Linked DNA regions of Homo sapiens: region 1 is linked to region 2. A link is an interaction called in ENCODE POLR2A ChIA-PET data of the cell type or tissue named here. Cell type or tissue: OCI-LY7. All regions are shown on one strand. Each heading gives the region's core, and the rest is flanking DNA. Links, peaks and the distances in the headings are about the cores only.

Region 1 (4,000 bases), core at 1-4,000, 460 kb after region 2:
ACGTCATACTTTTCAGCAGAGAGCGATTTAATATCAAGGGTGACTTTTTGTAACATCTCGATTACTTGGACTTGTTGGGTAAAGTCGTGCAGCATGGCTGTGCCACAGCCCCTCAGATAGGCTTCCAGAATCACAGCGAACCTCTGCTGATAGTGTCTGGACTGGGCTATCTCACTTCTCAAGAACCAAAACAAAAAGTGACCAATTCTTTTGTTCTGAGGGCAGGTACAAGAAAGTTGAAATTATTATGACTAATGCTTTAGGTCTACCAGTTAATTCTTGGCAACTTAAAATTTCACGCTATTATCAAAATGGAAGTACTTACTCTTAAACCACGCTTCAGCAGAAATCTGGCAAGGGCGCTATCATGGTATGGTTCAAATTTCACAGCCTAAAGGAAGAACACATTGGCATTTGTAGGACTGTACTCTATGTCGTTGAATCAGGGAAAAGGAAATGGAGAAGAACTGGTGCTCTGCTTTACTGGGTCTTCACGGCTAGAAAGATGAAAATCTTAACAGTCACTTAAGTTTAATCCTGTCTGTTAGAGGACACTTAGGACCAGACTGAACCACTTGCTTAAGATCATAGAGCAGCCGATGACATAACTGGGATTAGAGGATGAAACTTTTGACTCACAGTCATGTGCTGCTGATAAATTCAAAGGTGAAGAGGTGAGGGAATTTGCTCTAATTAGGTCTTACTGGTTTTGTTGGAGGGGTAGAGGGGGAAGATGGAGACACTGTAACCAATCTATAAAGTGGAAGGTAAGAGAGAATGTGAGAAAGAAAATGGACAGTGGAGATATAGTATAATACACGTAAGGAGAAAAATATTTGTTAGATGGAAAGATCCTAAAAGCCCTATAGCTTCCCTTTTCGGCATCTCACTGGCAAGTCACTGAACTGTCTCACAGGTCCTTAACTACAAGTAAACAGTGGCTCTAGATCAATCCACACAGAGCAATCACTACCCTCTGCCACACTGTGGTGTGTACAGAGCTTTCTGTCCAAAAGTCCCTGATTTTATGTTTTCTTAAGTATAATTTGATCTTCATTTTTAGTGTTTAGTAATTTTCATATCACTTGGCTGATGTTAGAGAATATTGACTTAGTACAGCTCCATTACTGATGAGGAAGAACTGATAAAATGTAAAAAACACAATTAAATCTTGTGAGTGCATAGGTGTTTCATTGTTCTCTGTGCTTTTCTGTAAGTTTGAAATAGTTCATAATTTTAAAAGCAGCAACACTAACATTGTTCAGATTATTATAAAAGCATATATAAAGTTAGAGGATAGATGTTATATGTAAACATGAAGAAAGACTTAATATTAAATATCTCAGAGTATACACTTTATGAATAGAAATGGTGTATCCTTTTTTCCTAAGGAACGGAAGAAATTCACATTCTAGTTTATATTTTAGGAACTGGAGGCTTCTTGGAAGGATTTATAATTCTTCCTCTGGTTTTCCAGTTTGGACATGATCACTAGTGGCTTCATCATGTTTCAATTATACAAGTGTTTACAAAAATGCTTTTCAAAAGTATGGTCAAATAGGTGCCACTGTAGCTGCATCAAAGGCCTTAATTCTGAGAATGTGGTCTTTTAGCCACCAGTACTCATTTTCGCAATGTTTTAAGTTTCTAAGCCAGATGTGAGTCTTTCTGACCTTCTTCAGGTTTCACTTCTGTAAAGACAGTGCAGATCTCAACTAGGAGACCATTTTGATCAGGAATGAGTCATTTAGCCATAGCTGAAAATGTCTCAAGTAGTTTTACAAATGACTATTCTTCTTCAGATTTAAGACCACAAATTCAATGTTAATATTATGTATTGACCTCTTTCATTTAACACATTTCTAAAAAGAACATTATTCATTTTCCAGCTCTTTAAAGTTTACTTGTGAACATGACAATGAAAAATAATTCCTGTTAGCCTTGGGGTTTGCAACAGAGCTCATCCAAGTTTTTTTCATGTTGTTTCTGTTATGGAGAGCTAGAAAACTGAAGATTCTTTAATTATTCTAAAATTCTTTAGTGTTATACAAATATCTCAACTAGTGAAAAAACTACTGAATATATTTAATGGATGAAAACAAAGCCAAATGTAATGTTTCAAGTATCTAACAGGAAGGTGAAGATTGAGAGTTTAAGTTGAGGCTATCCAAAATGCTTATCAGAAAACTCCAGAACTTCCTATAAATACGGATAGTGATTAGATAGTTTAGTGTGTAAAATTTAGTCTGGCTAATCCTAAAGATCTCAGGTCAAATGTCACTTACTCAGAACTGTCCCGGGGTCTCTTAATCAAAATTAAGTGTCCCTTGGACCCCTGGACTGTTTTCTCATAATACGGTATAGTTTTCCCTAAAGTATTTGTCACAATTTGGTATTAAACATCTATTTGTGTGTGTACTCATTTAATGCCAGTCTTCTCAGTACATGTTGTTGAATTAATGAATGAAGGCTGTGCTCTAAAATAGCATTTCTATTCAAATTCCTTTACTTCTTTTCCCTTGTCAAGCAGTACAATATAAGTTGAGAACTGCTAAAGTGAGCAGGGGAACTGTTCCCCCTTCTTTCTTTAACTTCTTAACTAAACCTTAGAAAAATCACTTGTCCTCTCAGGACCCCAGGGAACATCATGAGAAACGGAGCAGAAATACATACAGTCCTGTACCTATCTGCAGAGAGGAGCTTTCAAGACTCTACCCAGATATGAGATATTATTCTGTGAACTGTAACAGACATACACAGAGAATAAGACCTTTTATCTCTAGCCCCAGAATCCTGACACCAGACTGATGAAGGATATGGTGGTGGATTTGTGAAGGATTTGGGGTAGTGAAAAGAGCAGGATCTGGAGGGAGACCTCCTGGGTTTGAATTCTGGTCTACCTCTTTCAAAGTATGTGACCTTGGGCACATTACTTAGCCTCTTTGTACCTCAGTTTCCTCATGTAAAAAGTGCAAATGTCAATTTGACCTCCATCATAGTTATTGGAAGAGTTAAATGAGATAATACACTGAAAGCATGTCAGTCACTTGGAGCCTTGGCACAAGAAAGCATTCAGTAAGTGCAATCTATCATTAAAATAATAAATGAGAACAAAGTATTCCCACAGGGCCAATTCTCCTAAAAACGTGAAGTACTAATGTCTGCAAAACCCTTGTCAGCAAACCCTCCGAGACAGTAAAAATGTACATGGAACAGTTTACTACTTTTTGAGGCAGCTTCATCATATCTACTTTTGCCGATGATGAAGCTCTGAACAAAGGGCATTTGATGACAACTGAATGGAGTGCCTGTGCATATGCAAATCAATTCCTTTTGAGAAGGCTTCCATTGATAACACCAACATCCCCTACCTGGACCAATTGTAGAAGGTAATGCAGAACATCATCGTCCTCCAAGCTCTCCAGTTTCTGAACTGCAATGGCTCTTACATTTTCATCTGAGAAGTTGCAGTCCAGGAGCTGCATTGTTAACCCAACATCCAAAGCACTTTGATCCCAGACTTCCCTTCTGGCCAACAATTGGTATGTTTTGGCCACAATTTCTTGCTGTCCCCATTTCACTGAACTAAATAGCTTAGGATATGCTTTTGGGTGCTTAAGGCTTTCGTATCTAAAATGCCAGAGCAATTCTTTGTCCTCTGCTGTGAGAGGGTTAAGTGGATCAGTGGCTATGATCGCCTCCAATTGCTTGCGAAGCTGGTTGGGCATTTCTGCTCGAACCCGGTCCCCTTCCGGGTCAGGGGTGGGCTGATGCTTAGGCAGGGCTATCGGGTGGCAGTAATTGTCCAGAAGAATGGAGATGGACATTGAGTTCTCCTTGTCTGGGTTAGTTGCAGACGTGAGTTTGTCAGCATTGAAGCTTCCTTGGTCTTCTCCCTTCCCAGATATCTGCCACATGTGGAGGACGTATTCTCCACGGCGCAGGAGGAAACGGTGGTCTATCAGCAGCAGGTTCACATAATAGAGAAGCTGAACTTTGC
Region 2 (11,299 bases), core at 4,322-8,321:
TTGTGGCTGTCTATATATGTTTTGCAGGTCTCTGAGAACTTGTTTTATGAATCCATGTGCCCCAATGTTGGGTGGATGTATATTTAGTATAGTTAAGTCTTTTTGTTGAATTGAGCACTTTATCACCATATAATGCCTTTCTTTATCGTTTTTTACTGTTGTTGGATTAAAGTCTGTTTTATCTGACCTAAGAACAGTGACCTCTGCTCTTTTTTATTTTCCATTTGTGTGATCTTTCTCCAACCCTTTACTTTGAGCTGATAGGTGTTACTGCATGTGAGATCAGTCTCTTGAAGATAGCAGATAGATGAATCTTGTTTGTTTTACCCAATTTGCAATTCTGTGTCTTTTACCTGGAGCATTTAGGGTATTTACATTCAAGGTTTATATTGATAGCTGAGGTTTTGAGCTTATTATGAAGTTGTTAGCTGGTTGCTTTGTAGTTTCTATTGTGTGGATGATTTGTAGGATGTGTTGGCCATGTAAAGTGTGTGTGTTTTTGTAGTAACAGGTATCATTCTTTCATTTCCATGGTTAGAACTCCCTTAAGGATCTCTTGTTGAGTATCTGTTCTTATGCTTGTTAGCCATTTTAATATCATCTTTGGAGAAAAATCTATTAAAGTCTTTTGTCTATTTTAAATCACGTTATTTTTGGCTGTTACTATATATTCTAGATATTAACTTATTGTCCATTATATGGCTAGCAAATATTTTATCCCATTCTGTAGGTTGCTTTTACTCTCTGTTGTTTCCTCTACTGCATAGAAATCTTCAAGTTTGATGTAGTGTAATTTGTTTATTTTTGCTTTTGGTATCATATATAAGTAATTGCCAAATCCAGTGTCATGGAGCTTTTCCTTATTTTGGTCTAGGAGCTATAGCTTTAGGTCTTATGTTTAAGTCTAATCTTTTAAGTTAATTTTTATGTATGGTATAAGGTAAGAATTCAGCTTCTTTCCTTTGCATGTGTATGTATATCTAGTTTTCCCAGTAGCATTTATTGAAGAGGCTATTCTTTCCCCATTTTGTAGCCTTGGTGTACTTGTCAAAGATCATATGGCCATGTACTTGAGGGTTTATTTCTGGGCTATCTATTCTATGTCATTGGCCTATATGTCTTGTTTCATACCGGTACCATACTGTTTTGATTATGGAAGCTTTGTAATATATTTTGAAGTCAGAATGTATGAGACCACTAGTTTTGTTTTCCTTCTCAAAAAAGATATTTGAGGTCCTTGAGACTTCATGTGAATTTTAGGATTTTTTTTTCTTATTTCTACTAAAAATGCCATTGAGATTTCTTCAGCACAAAAATTGATTTCCTTTTATTGAAGAAAAATGTAGTTGTGGACAAAAATGTGGGTTTTTGTTGATGGCAGCCCATTGTTCAGTGCATTATGGTAACATTATGCAGCTTTAATGCTGAAGTGGAATACCTCTCAATTCTGAGGATACTGGTTTTGATCCTGTTTTTAAAAATTGATACATAATTTCTGTACATATTCATGGGGTACTTATGATATTTTCTTTCATGCATAGAATGTAATGATCAAGTTAGGGTATTTAGGGTATTCATCTCCTCAGGTACCTATTTCCATGTGGGAACATCTCAAGTCCTGTCTTCAAGCTATTTTGTAATAAAAAATACATTGTTGTTAACTATAGCCACCTTACTCTGCTATTGAACATTAGAACTTATTTCTTCTAACTGTATGTTTTTAGCCATTTACCAACCCCCACTTTCTCCCCCACCCAAAACACACACCCCTTCCCAGCCTCTTTGATATCTATCCTTCTTCTCTCTCCCTCCATGAGATCAAAATTTTAAGCTCCCATATATGCCATATATGAGTAAAAATGTGCAATCTTTTGTCTTTCTGTGCTTGGCCTGTTTCACTTAATGACTTGCAGTTCCATCAGCATTGCTGCAGATGTCCAGATTTCATTCTCTTTTTGTGGCCAAGTAGTATTCCATTGTGTATATGTGTCATGTTTTCTTTATCCATTCATCCTTCAATGGACGCTTAGGTTGATTTCATATCTTCGCTTTTGCAAATAGTGGTACAATAAATATAAACCCCTTTGATACACTATATCCTTTTCTTTAGATAAATACCCAGTAATGTGATTGCTGAAGTATATGATAGTTCTCTTTTTAGTTTTTTGAGAAATCTCTGTACTATTTTCCATAGTGGCTACACTAATTTACCTTTCCACCAACAATGCGTAAGTGTTCCTTTTTCCCTGCATCCTCACCAGTATGTGTTATTTTTTGTTTTTTTAATAGTAGTCATTCTAACTGGGGTAAGGTCATATCTCGTTGTGGTTTTGATTTGCATTTCCCTGATGATTAGTGATGTTGACAATTTTTTAATGTACCTCTTGTCCATTTGTATGTCTTCTCTTGAGAAATGTCTATTCCAGTCCTTTGCCCACTTTTTAATGGGATTATTTGTTTCTTACTGTTGAATTGACTGAGTTCTTTCTATGTTCTGGATATTTGTCCTTCTGGCTCCCAGGCGGTCTGCACTGGTCTTGGCTGTGGCTGCAATGAGCTGGCTGGGTCATTCCCCAGGCCCACAGGTGGCATATGCAAGTGAGTGACTGCTGTGGTAGTAGCGGTAGCCTGGGTTATTTGAGAACCTGCTGTACATCATTTTGTTTAAAATTACAATTCAAAAACCCTGTCAGTGACTTTAATTGAGGAATGTTGTGAACTCATAAATTGATTTAAAAATTTTTTATTTTGTAATAGATATACATATTTTCAGGTATATGTGTTAATTTGTTACATTCATATAATGTGTAAAGATCAAATCAAGGTAATTGGGATATCCATCACCTTAAGTATATATTTTATTTATGAATTTGAATTATTCTCTTCCAGCCATTTTGAAATGTACAATAGATTATTGTTAACTGTCATCACCCTGCTGATCTATCGAACTCTGGGTCTTATTTCTTCTATCTAACTGTATATTTGTAGTCATCAATCAGCCCCTTTGTGTCTCTCTCTCCTCGATTTTTTCCAGCATCTGGTAACCACCAGTCTACTCACTATCTTCATGAGATCCACATTTCTAGCTCACACATAGTGTAAGAATATGCAATATTTCTGTTTCTGTGCTTGGTGTATTTCACTTTTCATACAGTTTCAGCCATGTTGCTGCAAATGAAAGGATTTCACTCTTTTTTATAACTGAATAATATTCTACTGGGTATATATGCCACATTTTATTTATCCCTTGATGGACAATTAGGTTGATTTCATACTTTGGCTATTGTGAATAGTGCTTCATTAAACAAGGGAGTACAGATATCTTTTTGATATATTTTATTTCTTTCTTTTGGATGATCTGGCCATTACTGAGAGTGGGGTTTTGAAGTTCTCTACTATTATTGTGTTGCTATCTATCTCTCCTTTTAGATACGTTAACGTTTTCTTTATATACTTGGATGTTTCAATATTGGGTGCATACATATTTATAATTGTTATATATCTTTTTGCCAAATTGACCCCTTTCTCATTATGTAGTGATCTTTGTCCTTTTTATAGTCTTTGGCTTGTAGTCTCTTTTATCTGATATAAGTATAGTTTTTCCTGCTCTTTTTGGTTTCCAGTTGCATAGAATATCTTTTTGCATCCCTTTACATTCAGTTCATGTGTGTCTTTGTAGGTGAAGTAGGTTTCTTGCAGGCAGTGTATAGTTGAGTCTTGTTTCTTGATCCATTCAGCTACTCTGTGTCTTTTATTATAATTGTACAATTGAATCCATTTACATTCGCTGTTATTACTAATAAGTAAGAACTCACTACTGCCATTTTGTTGTTTATTTCTGGTTTTGTAATTCCTCTTCCTTTTTCCCTTTCTTACTGTATTTTGTTAGCGCTTAAGTAATTTTTGTCTGATAGTATGTTTTAATTTGTTGCTTTTTATTTTTAGTAAATGTTTTAGGGACTTTTGAATCATTATTATGAGGCTTACAAAAAACATAAGTTGTTTTGTTTTATTTTATTACTTTTTGAGATGAAGTCTTGCTCTGTAGCCCAGGCTGGAGTGCAGTGGTGCGATGTCAGCTCACCGCAACCTCCACTTCCCGGGTTCAAGTGATTCTCCTGCCTCAGCCTCCTGAGTAGCTGGGATTACAGGTGCACACCACTGCACCCAGCTATTTTTTGTATTTTTAGTAGAGGCAGGGTTTCACCATCTTGGCCAGGCTGGTCTTGAACATAAGTTATTTTAAAGAGATGACAACTTAGATGACAAAAGATACAAAGAAAGAAAAAACTTTAAAAACTTTACATTTTAACTCCATTCTCCTACATTCTGACTTTTTGTTTGGTCAATTTACTTTTTTTCACTGAGAAAACACCTGTGAATCAATTTACATATTTTTGTGTTGCCTATAAATATAAAACATGTCAATCTTTAAATATCAATATGATATATCTAACAGATTGCTATAGCTATTATTGTTTTTCATAGATGTGTCATGCTAGAGTTATGAGTGGATCACACAGCACAGTTACAGTATTAGAGTATTCTGGTTTTGTTTGCGTACTTAATTTTAACGGTGGGTTTTATACCTTCAGATGTTTTTGTTTATTTGCATATTACTGTTTTTTTTTTTCTTTCAGAATTTTAAGAACTCCATTTAGTATCTCTTGTAAGACAGGTCTGATGGTGGTGAATCCTTTCAACTTCTGTCTTCTTCCTTTTTGAAGCATAGCTTTGTTGAATACAGTATTTTGGATAGCATTTTTTTTTTCACTTTGAAAATGTTATCCCACTCTCTCCTGGCCTGTGTGGTTACCATTGAGAAGTCTGTTGCCAGACCAATTGTAGCGCTCCTTTATATAGTACTGGTTTCTTTTGCTGCTTTTAGGATCTTCTCTTTCTCCTTGGCCTTTGAGATTTTAATTATTATATGCCTTGGGGTAGTTTTATTTGGTTGTAATCTGTTTGATTTTTTTCAACCTTCCTGTAACTGGATATTCATAGCTTTCTCAAATTTTGGAAGTTTTTTTTATAATCTTCAAGCTTGGAACACTTCTGTAAGATCAACTTCTTTAGCTTCTGCTTATGAGTGGAAACATGCAGCATTTATCTTTTTGTTCCTGGCTTATCTTACTTAACATAATGTCCTCCAGCCTCATTCATGTTACCTTGAATGACAGGATTTCATTCTTTTTATGGCTGAATAGTATTCTATAGTGTGGATATACCACATTTTCTTAATCCGTTTCTCTGTAGATACTTAGGTTGATTCCGTAGCTTGACCAGTGCTGCAGTAAACATGAGAATGAAGATACCTCTTTGACATACTGATTTCCTTTCCTTTGGATATATACCTAGTGCTGGGATTGCAGGAATTTTCAAAATACTAGTAAACCATGCATTCTTAACTGGGGGCAATATTGACCCCAAGAGAGAGAAAATAGTTCTCATTTTTCTTTCTTAGTTTCTCTTATTAGGGAGAAACTAAACCTTATTAATCAACCTTTAACACCATTATTTGACAGTGATCTCTAGGTAAGTATGAGATTAGGCATTAGGCATTTGGGTTTAAAGAGGAACTTTTACTTTTTACTCTATGTATGTTAGTATTGAAATTTTTACATCCAGAATTTACTGTTCTAGTTAGCATTAACATTTAGATTATCTCTATTGCTCCTCCAAAAAATTTAAAAGAATAATAGAAACATCATATTTAATCCTTTCATCCAGAGACAACACCTGTTACTATTTTGTAAAAAGTCTTTGTGTTTATCTGTATTTATTTTAATAAATGCTATCTGTTCTACCTTCAAAATGTATTTAAAATCTGACTACTTTTCACTATCTTTGACTGCCTCATTAATCTAAGCTCTTATTTTATAAAACAAAAAGTTGATTGCATTATAAATATTTTTTTCTCTCTGAACAGTGTACATGTAAAAGCTAATATTTTGATTTTATTGGAAATTCTTTGGGTTTCTTATTTTGCTCTGTAGTGTGTGTATAGGGTTGTACATGTATAGGGTTTCTTACTTTGCTCTGTGGTGTTCATCTTGAAGTTCCTATTTAATTTCCATAGCTTTCTTCTTTGTAATGAGACAGCAAAATGTTTCCCCTCGAAGGCTATTTTTCAACAAAGAGAAATTTTTATTTGCCTTATTTTATTTGCTTTGCCAGGATCCCTCTGCTTTGAATCCAGAAAATGATTAAGAACTAATTTAAAATTAATATATTCTTGATTTCTTTGATCAAATCGGCAGGCTTCCTTATTCACAACATGATTTATCCGCAGAGATCTCTGGCATAGACCTTTTGCTAAGTTTTTTACACTGTACTTCCTTTGATCTTAATTTAGCTCCCTCTGCTTCTCTCTGACTTCCTCTTAGTAAGCACACTGACTTAGAAACAATTTATCAAGGACCAAAAAAATTGTATTGCTTATCCTTACCTCCCCCTTTTGCCTCAAAGGTGTCTGCTTCTTTTTCAGGCTTAGTTTTCACTTTTGTTTTTTGATTCCACATCATCCCGTCTTGGTTTTCTCCGGTATCAACTTCTTTCCTCCTTCCTTCTTTTCAGTGTTTTACCATCTAAATATTTTTTTAAAACAACAGAAACCTGAGTCCTTTATTTTCTTCTAAACACTTTTTTCCTTCACACTCAGGTTTCAGTAAGCTACCTGGTATCTCTACTTCCCTGCTTCTCTTTTGCCCCACACCCTTGATGTCAAGGTTTCACTCTACTGAAACCTTGTTGGTCAGTGCACCTTAGTGACCCAGATGCCAAATCCTTCTGCCCACTTCTCAGACCATGTTTACTTCACTCCTCTGAGGTGATTGACCACTTCTTCTTAAATCTCTCCTCCCTCAGGTATTCCCACTCTTCAGAATTCCTTTATTGATTCCTCCTCCTCTTCATCCCCTTCCTTTTAAAATATTTATAAAATTTCAAACATATACCAAACTATAGAACCCAAGTATAGGACAGTGAATACCTATGTACCTGCCATCCAGTTTCAGTGATTATTAACTTATGCTCAATCTTTATTTTATAATCATCTCCACCCACTCCTCTCTCTCCACTCTGAATCATTTCTTCCACCAACTTTTAATTGATTTATTCCCTGTGGCCCACCCTCAACATTGTTTTCTTCCCATGCCACATGCAATATATGGAAAAGCTCGCACAGGCTAATAGTTTCTACCACCTCTAAATGCTGATAACACTTAAATCTATTTTTTTAGCATAGATCTTGCTGAAAAGCAGTCAGTGGCCAGGTGTGGTGGCTCATGCCTGTAATCCCAGTACTTTCAGAGGCCAAGGCGGGCGATCACATGAGGTCAGGAGTTCGAGACCATCCTGGCCAACATGGCGAAACCGCATCTCTACTAAAAATACAAAAATTATCTGGGCGTGGTAGCAGGTGCCTGTAATCCCAGCTACTCAGGAGGCTGAGGCACGGGAATCATTTATCATTTGGACCCTGGAGGCAGAGGCTGCAGTGAGCCGAGATCGTGCCACTGTACTCCAGCCTGGGTAACAGAGTGGGACTCCATCTCAAAAAAAAAAAAAAAAAAAGAGGCAAGCAGGGTCATCTCCACTTGGATGCCCCACAGGTTCCAGAAGCATAAGTTTAAAAGAGCACATCTTTCTTTGCCCACCTGCTGCTTCTTCTTAAATTCTATTTTGGTTGCATAATCTTCATCCTCCTAGTTCTTCATAAATATATTTAGTCCTAGTTATTAATAAATACATCTTCTGGCCCATCAAGTTGTATCAGTTTTCCTGCTGCCCACTCTTACTCTACTACTCTGGCCATAGAAAGGTACCTTTTGCCTAGATTTTTTCAGTAAATTCCTAACTGATCTTTTTGCCTGTAGACTTGATAACACCCCGCACACTATTCATCTTCCACATTATTATCAGAGTGATTTTCTTTTTCTTTTTTTTTGAGATGGAGTCTTGCTCTGTCGCCCAGTCTGGAGTGCAGTGCTGTGATCTCGGCTCACTGCAAGCTCCGCCTCCCGGGTTCACGCCATTCTCCTGCCTCAGCCTCCTGAGTAGCTGGGACTATAGGCACCCGCCACCACGCCTGGCTAATTTTTTTGTATTTTTAGTAGAGATGGTGTTTCATAATGGTAGCCAGGATGGTCCCGATCTCCTGACCTCGTGATCTCGGCCTCCCAAAGTGCTGGGATTACAGGCGTGAGCCACCGTGCCCAGCCCAGAATGATTTTCTTATAGCACAGCTTGATCATGGTATTATCTTATTAAAACTCTCAAGCGGTTCACTATTATATCTATGATGAATGTAGACATACCTTGATCTGATCCTTGTCTTACTTTCCATTCTTATGTCCTCCCTCTTTGCTGAATGCTCACTTTTTATTCAGAGGATAGAAAACACTTTTTCACATCTCTGTGTACCATTAGCTGGGTGTGGTGGCACGCACCTGTAGTCCCAACTACTCAGGAGGCCTAGACAGGAGAATCGCTTGAACCCGGAAGGCGGAGGTTACAGTGAGCTGAGATCGCACCACTGCACTCCAGCCTGGGCAACAGGGTGAGACTCTGTCTCAAAAAAAAAAAAAAAAAGGGATCTAGCTCAAGAGATCCTGATTCTTCATAACAAAATAAATCCCATGAAAATATTATTTCTACTATTTACATGAGGAAATCAAAAGCTCAGAAAGATGAAGTCACCTTTCTAGAGTCACAGCACAAGTGGTAGACCTTGGATTTAAGTCAAGGTTATTTGACTTCAAAACCCATACTCTTTTCACTATACTCAGCACAATAAAGTTAGCATGAAAATTTGGACCTTATTCAATGTGCAGTAAGAAGCTGTCAAATATATTTGAGCCAGGAAATCCATGGTCAATTTGGTGTTATAAAGAGAAAAACTAAAGAATATATGCTTTGAAAGCTGTTTTGTTTAAGTATTAATTATTCTAAGTTTCTCTGTATACATTTAATTATGTTGAAATCAATGGCTAAAGCAAAGGCCAAGCCATAATTCTAAATAATAGATTTATCTTTAAAAAGTTCTGACATTTTTGTATATTTTACTTTTGTTCTATTTATATGTAATAATATGTGTCTGTTTAGTTTTATTATCAGCTTATGTGGCCTCAGCCAAAAGTCCAAATTTCATTGTTTCTTAAAGTTAGAATTATACTGTTTGTATTTATAACCAAGAAACAAGGTCAGAAAGATACTTTAAATTACAAATGTTTCCCTGAATTGATCTGATAACGTGATTCCATTTAACTTAATGTAAGACATACTGGGAGTCAGTTATAAATAGATCATTGTCAAATATCCTTCCAGTTCAAATCTACCTGAATTATTCAAAATGTAGTTCAATTAATTTTGTTTCAAAATGTTTAGAAGCAAATATGTAACAGGCTGACTTGACTTGAAACAAGCACAGTGATTTTTATATAGCTTCATATTTTCTTTATGCAGGAAATTATATTTATGTGATGTAGTTTTGACAATAAAATTTTGTTTTTGTTTTCTTAAAGACAGGGTCTTATTCTGTCATCCAGGCTGGATTGCAGTGATGTGATCCTGGCTCACTGCAGCCTTGAACTCCTGAGCTAAAGCAGTCTCCTGCCTCAGCCTCCAAAGTAGCTGAGACCACAGGCACATGCTCCCACACTCAGCTAATTTTTTAAATTTTTGTGTAGAAACGGGGGGGGTCTCGCTGTTGCCAAGGATGGTCTTGAACTCCTGGCCTCAAGCGATCCTCCCACCTTGGCCTCCCAAAGTGTTGGAATTACAGGTATGAGCCACTGCACATGGCAATAACATTTCTGACTACCGTTTGATAATTAAAATTAACATTCTATCTTTTTATATTTTGGTAGGAGATATAGATTTACTATTATATAGTATAGTATATGTACATATACTATTATATATGTGTATATATAGGGATACATCATACATACACAGCATATACATATCTGTATAAATAGATGGGTATATAGATATAGAAAATCATTGCTTTAACATACTATCTTACCCCAAATCCACCTTTTTATTATTATCTTCTATACTTTCCCATTCCCTCTGAATCTACTTTATATCTCTTTATGTCTCCCAAGGACTTTTCACATCCTTTCTTGTTCCAACAGCTATGTGTCCTTCTTAGTACATCTCTTTAGTAGCTGCCTCTAGCTGTTAATTTAGACCAGTCCTTGGGATGGATTGATTGATTTATTCAACAATTGTATTAGGATATCAGGGTTCTTCAGAGAAACAAAAGCAACAGGAAATGTTATATATTTGTATGTAGAAAATAAGGAATTGGCCAATGGGATTATGGACACAAGTCTGTAGATCTGTAGATCTGTAGTTGGCAAGCTGGAAAGCCAATGATGTAGTCCCAGTCCAAAGGCCTGCAGGCTCAGACCTAGAAAAAGCTGGCGTTTCAGTGGTGGCGTGTGCCTGTAGTCCCAGGTACTCAGGAAGCTGAGGCAGGAGAATCGCTTGAGCCCGGGAGGCGGAGGTTGCAATGAGCCAAGATCACACCACTGCACTCCAGCCTGGGCGACAGAGCGAGACTCCGTCTTAAAATAATAATAATAAAAACATAATAAAATAATAAAAATAAAATAAATTGTTTTCTGTTTCCAAAAAGTTTCCTTAAAAATATTTCTACTATTGTTTTAACTAGTGAAATTTCTTAAGAGTTTTATGGGGGAAAGAATCTCAGGCTATGATAATTGTACTAAAATGTGTATTAGAATAACTTTTTTAAATAAGGGAAGTAACTAATTCATTTTCCCTGTCCCCCATCTCTTGGCAATTACCATTATTCTTTCTGCTTCTAAGAGTTTGACTATTTTAGCTACTTCATATAAGTAGAATCTTGCAGCATTTATCTTTTTGTGACTGGCTTGTTTCACTTAGTGTAACATCTTCAAGGTTCATTCATATTGTAGCATATGATAGGATTTCTTTCTTTTTTAAGACTGAAGAGTGTTCTATTGTAAGTACAGTCATACACCACATAATGACATTTCAGTCAATGACAGGCTGCACATACAACTGTGGCCTCATAAGACTGTAGTACTGTATATTTGCTGTGTCTTTTTGATGTTTAGATACACAAATGTACTATTGTGTTACAATTACCTACAGTATTCATTACAATGACATGTACAAGTTTGTAGCCCAGGAGTGATAGGCTATCACATAAAGCCTGCTTGTGTAGTAGGCTATCCCTTCTAGGTTTGTGTAAGTACATTCTGTGATTTTTGCACAATGACAGAATTGCCTGAGGCATTTCTCA

Evidence for each region. Peaks named below come from ENCODE experiments on the same cell type or tissue, not always from the same donor. Only the 100,000 strongest peaks of a DNase experiment are listed, where the experiment ranks them.
Region 1: POLR2A ChIA-PET joins it to region 2 with 6 read pairs; 1 of 35 experiments calls an interaction of 5 or more read pairs at or near these places.

Annotation. Positions count from the first base shown.
Region 1 is chr7:106,868,928-106,872,927 of GRCh38, reverse strand. It overlaps PIK3CG (phosphatidylinositol-4,5-bisphosphate 3-kinase catalytic subunit gamma), which reads right to left. Exons shown (of 11, transcript NM_001282426.2): 2 at 3,372-4,000; 3 at 326-391; 4 at 1-215. Among named protein-coding and RNA genes, the nearest start is that of PIK3CG, 5.6 kb to the right of the region's middle. In OCI-LY7, for the core only: no CTCF peak of the experiment used is centred there; DNase peaks (open chromatin) are centred at 927 and 1,677; H3K4me3 peaks cover 3,792 bases; H3K27ac peaks cover 3,627 bases.
Region 2 is chr7:107,328,117-107,339,415 of GRCh38, reverse strand. All of the region lies in intron 10 of COG5 (component of oligomeric golgi complex 5), which reads left to right. Among named protein-coding and RNA genes, the nearest start is that of GPR22, 140 kb to the left of the region's middle. In OCI-LY7, for the core only: no CTCF peak of the experiment used is centred there; a DNase peak (open chromatin) is centred at 6,345; H3K4me3 peaks cover 1,058 bases; H3K27ac peaks cover 1,172 bases.